2 separate regions of the Homo sapiens genome follow, and region 1 is linked to region 2. Evidence: read pairs that join two places in POLR2A ChIA-PET (ENCODE). Cell type or tissue: IMR-90. All regions are shown on one strand. Region 1 overlaps IQGAP2 (IQ motif containing GTPase activating protein 2). Region 2 overlaps IQGAP2 (IQ motif containing GTPase activating protein 2).

The links. ChIA-PET counts read pairs that join two places held together with the same protein. Peaks named below come from ENCODE experiments on the same cell type or tissue, not always from the same donor. Only the 100,000 strongest peaks of a DNase experiment are listed, where the experiment ranks them.
Region 1: POLR2A ChIA-PET joins it to region 2 with 6 read pairs; 4 of 35 experiments call an interaction of 5 or more read pairs at or near these places.

Annotation. Positions count from the first base shown.
Region 1 is chr5:76,462,804-76,467,803 of GRCh38, forward strand. All of the region lies in intron 2 of IQGAP2 (IQ motif containing GTPase activating protein 2), which reads left to right. Among named protein-coding and RNA genes, the nearest start is that of IQGAP2, 62 kb to the left of the region's middle. In IMR-90, no CTCF peak of the experiment used is centred here; no DNase peak of the experiment used is centred here.
Region 2 is chr5:76,580,347-76,585,346 of GRCh38, forward strand. The region is part of intron 5 of IQGAP2 (IQ motif containing GTPase activating protein 2); the gene reads left to right. Among named protein-coding and RNA genes, the nearest start is that of F2RL2, 41 kb to the right of the region's middle. RefSeq lists an enhancer at 1,881-1,970. In IMR-90, a CTCF peak has its summit at 3,298 (motif pointing left); a DNase peak (open chromatin) is centred at 2,065; H3K27me3 peaks cover 243 bases.

The DNA.
Region 1 (5,000 bases), 120 kb before region 2:
TTAGTAGTGTCACGTAACTTTCTTTAGGCTCTAAAAACCAAGTTTTAAAGATTGTTTAACATGTCTGTGAAGTCTACAGTTAGGTTGCAGGATGCTAGCGATTCACTATCAGTCTAAGATCATTAAAAACATGCTTTTAGTCAAGTTGTCGCAAAAAAGTTAGATAAGGAGATTGATTCATAGGCATTAGAAAGAAGTGGTCCCAACCACTCCTGAGGCTAAGGTGGGAGGATCACTTGAGCCTGGGAGGTGGAGGCTGCAGTGAGCTGAGATCGGGCTGCTGCACTCCAGCCTGGGTGGCAGAGTGAGACGCTGTCTTTAAAAAAAAAAAAAAAAAAAAGGAAAAGAAAGAAAGAAAAAGAAAAGAAAAAATATACTTTCAGTGAATAAGTTCAAGGAGATAGTAGAAAAACTTACTTTTCTATTGATACTCACTTTACATTTTGTTTTTGCCTCCTGTTTTTAACAAGTGGGAAGGGGTGTCATGTAGAGGAAAATGATATGTGATTGGGAGTTGGTTTGCCTAACTTCCTGGTCCCAGCTCCACCACTTACACAAGCAGCTTGACCTTCCACAGACCATTTTACCTGTGGGAAGTTCAATTTGTCCCCTCTGTAAATGAGACAATCAAGATGATGTTACTTATTGCCCTACTTATTCATGGATTCAAGGATTTTTAAAAAATCATTTAAAGAAGGTGAAAGTATTCTGTAAGCTATAGTGCCAGTCAGGTTTATGGTGATAACATAAGCAAAGTTTTCTCCTCAGTATATTGAAATGGTATAAATGTAGCTTGAAAGCTTGTCATCTTCTCTAGTATTTTTGAAATTCTGTAGTTGAATTTTGTTTCAGAAAGTCAGCATAATGATTATTTCAGATTCTTTGAGGAAAACTTTCCTTGGAATAGTTTCATGAAAATAATTATCAAAATGTACAATTTTTCCTCTAAGATGGCTTTTCATAAATTTATTTGATGAGTATATTAGATGTAGTATATATTTATGAATCTTTTATTAAGACACAAATACTTTTTTTCTTTTTTCTTTTTCTTTTTTTTTTTCTGAGATGGAGTCTCACTCTGTCGCCCAGGCTAGACTGCAGTGGCGGGATCTCAGCTCACTGCAACCTCTGCCTCCTGGGTTCAAGTGATTCTCCTGCCTCAGCCTCCCAAGCAGCTGAGATTACAGGCGCTCACCACTACACCTGGCTAATTTTTGTATTTTTAGTAGAGATGGAGTTTCACCATGTTAGCCAGGCTGGTCTCGAACTCCTGACCTCAAGTGATCCGCCCACCTCGGCTCCCAAAGTGCTGGGATGACAGGCGTGAGCCACTCACTGTACTCGGCCAAGACACAAATACTTTGAAAGAAGCTGATTTTTGGTCATGGATTATATAAAAATTTGTGGCTACTACTAGACATATAGTTGTGCTGATTTAAGAAAGCATAGTGCACAGAAAACTCATGGTCTTGAATGCAAGAAATACAGGAAAGGGTGAATTTGTCTTTCTTGAAAAGATGAGAGGATTTATTGCATGATTCTTTTAAAGTATTAGTACCTTTGGAATTTGTGATATTGGGTTTATTATAATGCACATATGTGTGTTCACATGAATGGAGTTGACTTAGAATATTGAGTTTCTACTAAATTGTATGCTTGTACTGTATATATTCATCTAGGAAGTGTTTCTTGTTTCTGATTTCAGTTGAAATGACTTTATTGCATTTTAATTAAAAATGTATTGGTTCTGTCTTTGCACCTGTTTTTCTTTCTGGAGGTGAGAATTGGAAGGTATCTAGTTTGTATATCCTGTAACTTAAGATTTTTACAAATTGAGAATTATAATATTCCAGTATATCTTTTATTTTGGTTTTATTAATTTCAAAATTCTATAATAAATCAGGCCATTGAAAAGTTCTTTATTCAGAGGGGACATCACTACCAACATTACAGAAATACAAAGGATTATAAAGGAATACTATGAACAATTACATGCCAATGAAAACTTAGAGGAAATTGACAAATTCCTAGAATGACAAGCTACTAAAACTGACTCAATAAGAGACTTAAACATCTGAAAAAAACTAATATAAACAGAATGAGACTTATAATAAGTGAAGAGCCTGACTTAGAAATCAGAAAACTTCCCACAAACCCAGATAACTTCACAGTAGAATTCTGCCAAATGTTTAAAGAAGAATTAAGAGCAGTCCTTGCAAACTCTTCCAAAAAATACGAAAAGAGAAAACATTTTCCAATTCATTCTTCTGAGGCCTACATTACCCTAATACCAAAACCAGATAGCCATCTCAAGAAAACTAAAGACCAATATCTCTTATGAATACAAATGCAAAAATCCTTAGCAAAATACTAGCAAATCAAATCCAGCAACATATAAAATATATTTAATACCATCAAGTGAGATTTATCCTAGGAAGCAAGCTTGGTTTAAGACCTGAAAGTCAATATCATAGACCATATTAATGGAAGAAAGGACAGAAGCCATATGATCATCTCAATATATGCAGGAGAAGCATTTGGTAAAATCCAGCCCCCTTTCTTGACTTAAAACGTTCAACAAACTAGGAATAGAAGAGAATTTCAACCTGATAAAGGACATCTATGAAAAACCTACAAGTAACACCATACTCAGTGGTGAAATACAGGAATAAGGATGTTTTTTCTTACCACTTCTGTTTAACATTGTACTGGAGATTTTAGCCAGGCAGTTAGGCAAGAAAAATAAGCAAAAGGCATCCAGGTTAGAAAGGAAGACGTGAAACTATTTCTAAGGGATGTTTTCTGGTTTATAGAAAATCCATAGGAATCTACTAAAAAACAGAACAGAAGAAAACACTAAGAAAACCCCACCACAATGAGTCCATCATGGTTGTAGGATACTAGGGGAGTGTGTAAAAATGGCATTTCTTGACACGAGCAATAAGCAATCTGAAAATGAAATTAAGAAAGCAATTCACTATATGATAGCATTAAAAACAATAAAATTCTTAGGAATAAAATTAACAAAAGAAGTACAAGAATTGAACACTGAAAACTACAACACATTGAAAATTTTAAAACTCTTAAATAGACAGAAAGACATCTCATGTTCATGGATTGGAAAATAGCATTAAGAAAACAATGGTCCCAAATTGATTTATAGATTCAATACAGTTTCTAGAAATATTCCCAGCTGCCTTCTTTTTTTTTAAATGGAGAAATTAGAAAGCTGATTCTAAAATTTATATGGTGGCCAGGTCTGGTGGCTTGTGCTTATCTTCCAGCACTTTGGGAGGCTGAGATGGGAGTATTGCTTGAGGCCAGGAGTTTGAGACCAGCCTAGGTAATGTAGCGAAACCCTGTCTCTGCAAAAAAAAAAAATTTTGAATTAGCTAGATGTGGTGGCATGCACCAGTAGACCTAGCTACTCTGGAGGCTGAGGCGTGAAGATCACTCAGGAGGCTGAGGATGCAGTGAGTTACGATCACACCACTGCACTCCAGGCTGGATGACAGAGCAAGACCTTGTCTCAAAAACAAGAACAAAAATAAAGTTTATATGGAGATGCAAGGAATGCAGAATAGTCAAAAGTGTCTTGAAAAAGAAACGCAAAGTTGGAGGACTCATTTTTCAATTTCAAAACGTACTTACAAAGCCCACAGTAATTGAGACAGTATGGTACTGGCATAAGGATATGCATATAGATCAATAGAGTAGATTTGAGAGTCTAGAAATAAACCCTAACACTTCTGGTAAACTGATTTTCATCAGCAGAATAAAGTCAATTCACTGGGAGTGAGAGAAGATGCCCTTTTCAACAGAGGATGCTGACTACTCAGTGTCTACATACATAAAAATGAATTTGGACCTCTGCCTCACACCGTATACAAACATTTTCTTAAAATGGATTATTAACCTAAATGTGAGAGCCACAACTGTAAATCTCTCCAGAAGAAAACAGGAGTAAATCTTTGTAGCCTTGGGTGTTAGGCATTGGTTTCTGAGCTATGACACCAAAGCACAACCAATAAAAGAAAAACAGATAAATTAGACATTATAAAAACTGAAACCTTTTCTGATTCAAGAGATACCATCAAGAAAGTGAAAAGACAAATCATGTGTCTGATAAAGGTTACATGTATTCAGAATATACAAAGGGTTCTTAAGTCGGGTGAGGTGGCTCACACCTGTAATCCCAGCACTTTGGGAGGCTAAGGCCAGCAGATCGCTTGAGCCCAGGAGATCGAGACCAGCCTGGGCAACATGGTGAAACCCCATCGCTACAAAAAAATAGAAAAATTAGCTGGATGTGGTGGCACATGCCTGTAGTCCCAGCTACTCTGGAGGCTAAAGTGGGAGAATTGCTTGAGCCTGGGAGGTGGAGGTTGCAGTGAGCTGAGATCACACTGCACTCTACTCTAACCTGGGTGACAGAGCAAGACTCTGTCTCAAAAAAATAAAAATAAAAGTAAAGCACTTTTAAATTCTACATAAAGAGTTAATAGCCTAATTTTAAAATGGGCAAAAGTTCTGAATAGACATGTCTCCAAAGAAGATACACAAGTGATCAATAAGCATATGACAAGGTAGTCAACATCATTAGTCATCAGGGAAATACAAATCAAAACCACAATGAGATGTTACTTCATACCCACCAGCGTAGCTATAATCAAAGATGGACAATAACAAATGTTAGTGAGGATGTAGAGAAATCAAAACTCATACATTGCTGAACAGATTGTAAAATGGTGCAGCTACTTTAGAAAATAGTCTGGCAGCTCTTTAAAAAATTAAACAGAGTTACCATATGACCCAGCAATTATCCTCCCAGGTATATACGAATGAAAATTGAAAATCTATGCCCATACAAAAACTTGTACTCGAATGTTCACAGAATCATTATTCATAATGACAAAAAGCAGAAACAATCCAAATGTCTACCCACTGATAAACGGTGATGTATCCATACAATGAAATATTTCTCAGCTATAAAAAAGAAT
Region 2 (5,000 bases):
AGAATAGACCCAGGAGGCGGAGATCACAATAAGCCAAGATCGCGCCACTGCACTCCAGCCTGGGCAACAGAGCGAGACTCCGTCTCAAAGAACAAAACAAAACAAAACAAAACAAACAAACAAAAAACAGATATAGAAGAAACAAAGTACTTGTGTTTTAATAATGCTCCCCAACTTGTTAAAGTCAATATAAATACACATTCGCTATTTATCTCTTTTTTTTATTACAACTTCCTTTTTGGACACTGTATATTATTCTCTTGATTATTGTTTTGAACCTGTGGCCTTTCTCAGACTTAACCAAGATTAATATCTCTTTCTTTTTGATGAACCAGATTGTTTCAGCTTGGTCAGTCTGAGCTCTTTCTGGCCCACTTCCTTGTCCTTCTAGCACCGTCCCTGACATTCTTTGAAATATCCTTGCTCGTGGTCACAACAGGATGTTCCAGTCCTATCCTGATTATTTCTGCTTTGAGATGTGGAACCACCACTCTCTAGGGATTCCTCTTAAAAGTCATGTGTTTATATTAATTTTTCAAGTTTAACCTTATTAGCTTACTGGATTCTGCTTTTCTTGCTGTCTAGTTCATTTGACCATTGAGATTCTTCTACATGGGCAGCCACAAACGGAAGCTATGTCTGCCTCTCCTCTGTGATAGGATTACTCTTCCCGCTGCTGATACTGTAGCTGTGTCGCAGCAGCCATGTTTTCAGGTGCAATGGTGATGCCATGGCTCTGGCAGACCCACTTCTGGTTCACCAGCCGTCCAGGTACTCTGGGAGCTTTGTGGAGTAGAGTTTGTCTAGCCAGCTCCCACACAGCCAGGTGGCTGTCTTGCTTACCAGGTGGCCTTTGAACCTGCTCCTCAGGCATTAATGCATAACTTTCCTTGTCTTAACACTCTGTTCCCTTAGAACCTTTTCCTTCCCTAAGAAACTGATTGAACCCTTATATCAGATTGATTATATCTCTAACAGTGAACATATTTGCATTTATAAATAAGATTTCCAAAGACAGTTTCTTAGCTCAAAGGACAGGCTCTAATCCTAGGTTCTCAGAAGGGATATCTGGAGATGGCAGTATTTGGAAGTAAGGTGAGGGAGGCAGTTGCACCTGCTTATTTCTTTCAAGTCCTTCCTTGCTCAGAATTCTCTCTGTGCTCTGAACCATTCCTTTCCCTTTCCTCCTCTTTCTGTCCTAAATTAGTATGGTGGTTATGCCTTTCTGTCTTCCTAAATTCTGAGCTCTTAAGAGACTATGAACCACATCTTGTTACTTCATACAGCTTACGTGCTATTGATTCCAAGTTAAAGTCTCTGGAGTTTGTATATTTAACTCTTCAGGAGGTTTAATTGAACTAATTTCTCTATGATAAGGCTACCTCAGGATTCCTTTGGTTTGGGGCTGAAAATTAGGTATAGAACCCTGGATTTTGATATGATATTGGCAGTGATATATGTGACTAAGATGGAAAAATTTGGTTCAGTAAATAAAACTATTTCAAACATGGAGTCTGTGGTGAAATAGAGATTCTTGGCATTGGAAAAAGTAAGAAAACCACTTTGATAGGTTATCAATAAGTGTTTGTATACAAAGGACACATTTATTTAACAAAGAATAGTAAGAACAAAGGTTAACACAAATGGAGCTTTTAACTATGTGCCTGGCACTGCACAAAATACTGTACTGGTATAATCTCATTTTATCTTCATAACATATCTGTGCAGTGGTCACTATTATTACTCCCATTTTATCACCAAGGCAGTTGAGGCACAGAGAGGCTGCCGAAGGTCACACAGTTAGTAAAAACCAGGATATGTGAGAACTGAACCTGTGCTATTATGAATTCAGCCAGCCAATGGCTTCAAAAGAAGTCAATTATTTCCCTACTTCTAAGAAAATTAAAAGAACACTGGTATCAGACTTGAACTTCAGCACAGGCCTCTCAGCTATTATATTTAACATGTTTTAAATGAAGAATCATGGAACTTGAGAAGGGGAAGGGCCTTGGGAAGTTATTGTAGTCTAAGTCATTCATTTCACAGATAAGGGAACTGAAAGCTTGGGTTACGTGACTTGCTCTTAGTCACACACTGAGGTTTTACCAGTTTTGGGACCAGGATTCAGCGCTTCTGGATTCTAGTCCTGTGGTCTTTCTGCTCTACCATGAGGCTTTGATATACAAACATTCATTCCACATGTTATAGTACAAAATGAGCTACACATAATGTGATCCAAGAAAGCTGAAATAAATTTAGCTCCTGCCTTTTAAGTTTGCATTTCATTACGATAGTACCTTTTAGTGTATATCCTGAAAGTATAGAAAAAACTAATACCACTAGTTTTATCTTGAAAGTGGTAGAAAAAACTAATGCCATGTGATATTGGCAGTAATGTATGTGACTAAGATGGAAAAATTTGGTTCAGTAGATAACAACTACTACTACTACTACTACTATATACTACTTTCATGATATACACTAAATGGTATTTTTTAAAACTTTCTTTATTGCTTCCTGGACTTTAAGTGATATTATTTGTACAAGTAGGAGCACATGGGTCAATGAGTCGGTAGCTACCTCTGGGCAACCCCTCCGTTGCTGGCCTCACTCAGCTGCACAGGTGTGCTGTAGCTTTTGGTGTGGTAGGAGGCTTGCTACCTCACAAAAAGTGCTCTCTTAGACATGAGAAGCAAAGGTGACATTAATTCCATGACTTCCTTTGGAATGCTCTCAGCCCTTTGACTTGGCTGTTAGGTACCAAACGGTGCTTAATAAATTAACTGTTGAAGAGCTACATGAGATTGGCACTTTTTCTATTCGATGGGCTTTTTTGTTTTTTAGATTAAGACTTGATTTCCTATATACTTCAGGTAATAAGCAGCCTCATTTGAATTTAAATGCTTGGGAAGGAAGTTTGCTATTGCTGTTTCTTTTCAGCATGGGAATACTGGGTAAACACAGTTTCCTGATAAACATTTGCCCGTTTGAGTAATCAGCTGGGAAGCACCTCCCACACAGAGATTAGGTGTAAAACGCCCATACCATGAAAAGTGATCTTTCCAAAGCTAACAGTTTAAACCTCAACATCAATGATTTAAAAAAAAAGAAAAAAAGTTGAAAATTGAGGCCAAACAGAAACTATACAATATTTTTTTTAATTTTTTAGTAAATGAGATTTTTTGATATATGCAAATGAGATCTTTACCTGATCAATATTAGCTTAAGAAAATATCAGACTTAAATTTAAAAGCAAAGATTCTTCCATGTTCAGAAAGCTAACTTCTCAGCACCACCTTGTGGTAACTTTTACTTAAGCCAGGATGTTTGTTTATTGTAAGATTTATATTAATATTACATTGTACAATGGAGAAATTAAAAATGTAATTGGAAATAGCTATCTAACTTCTTTATCATCAAAGGGGAAAATTAACAGTTTAGTATAAACATTTTACTTCATGTTATCATCAAACCTATATTTTGTGGTAGCCTAAGTACCTTAATTTAGGGATAGCATGGTAGAGAAAATTTTTTTTTTTTTTGAGACACAGAGTCTTGCTCTGTTGCCCAGGATGGAGTGCAGTGGCACAATCGTGGCTCACTGCAACGTCTGTCTCCCTGGTTCAAGCAATTCTCCTGCCTCAGCCTCCCTAGTAGCTGGGATTACAGGCGTGTGCCACCGTGCCCAGATAATTTTTGTATTTTTAGTAGAGATGGGGTTTCACCATGTTGACCAGGCTGGTCTCGAACTCCTGACCTCAAATGATCGCCTGCCTTGGCCTCCCAAAGTGCTGGGATTACAGACGTGAGCCACTGTGCCCAGCCGAGAAAAATATTTTTATATAGGAGCTGTTCCATAAATAGTAATTAAATGAATGAATGGATAAACAGAGCATAATGTGAAAACAGTTGCATCAAGATCATTGAGCACAGCTGTCTTATCCCCTTTCCAAAACTAACATGAAATTAACTACAGTAATAACTTTTAAAAAATACATTTGCGATAAAAATGCCATCTACTAACCAGAAATTTGAACAACCCCTAACATGAAGTAAACAGACAGAATTCGATTGACTGAGAAACAAACTGGGAGAAGATCACAGCCCACAAAACGCTGGGGGTTGCAGCAGAGGTAGGAGCTGTCGTGAGGTTTGCTCCAAGCAAAGGGGACAGCAAGGAAAAGAAGAGCCTCAAAGTGAGCAATCGTCAGCCTAGGACCAGCAGAACTATATGGCCCTTCCCTAAAGCAGCAAGTGTAGATGCTGATAGCGGGATAGCATGCCGGTACCCAAGACAGCTAATGACCTCAAGAAGGAACAGAGAGTCCCCAGTCTGAGAAGGAAAGACACTGGTTCCCTTCTGGCGTCCGTTCCATTGCTCTCTACAGCTTCTTAATGCTGGCTCCTGACATGCGGATCTGCAGTGAATGACCAACAAACAGCAAGTCTCAAACACTAAGATGAGTCCCAGATCAGAAGATGTCAGACATTTGAAGGAAACTGCCACTGAAGGAAGCATTAGATTCACCAAACAGAACCAAGACCCAAGGAACAAATGAAAATATTAAAATATGTGCAATTGATGATTCATTCAATTTATGTTCAACAAATATTTATTGAGCACTTACATTTATACACAGAAGAACCAAAGATAAAACTCTAAGAAGGAAAATTTGGTATAGATAAAATCAGAAAAACAGTTAATAAAATTTGTAGATATCTAAATTATTGGTGGATATAATTAAAAAAGCATGAATCTAAAATTCTAAATTATCTCAATATTCCACAGGTGGGAAAGTTAGAGGTGGAAGCATCTAAGGATAATAGATACCAATTAGTTTAGGCTTTGATAGAAAAATGTAAAAGTATATTAAAACTTCAGCAGGATATTAGTATAGGTAATATATATTAAAGATGCAGCACATTAAGTACTTGAAATAAGTATAAAATTTGTTGCTTGAAGACATTTTATGGATGTCTGCTTACATTTTACTGTATAA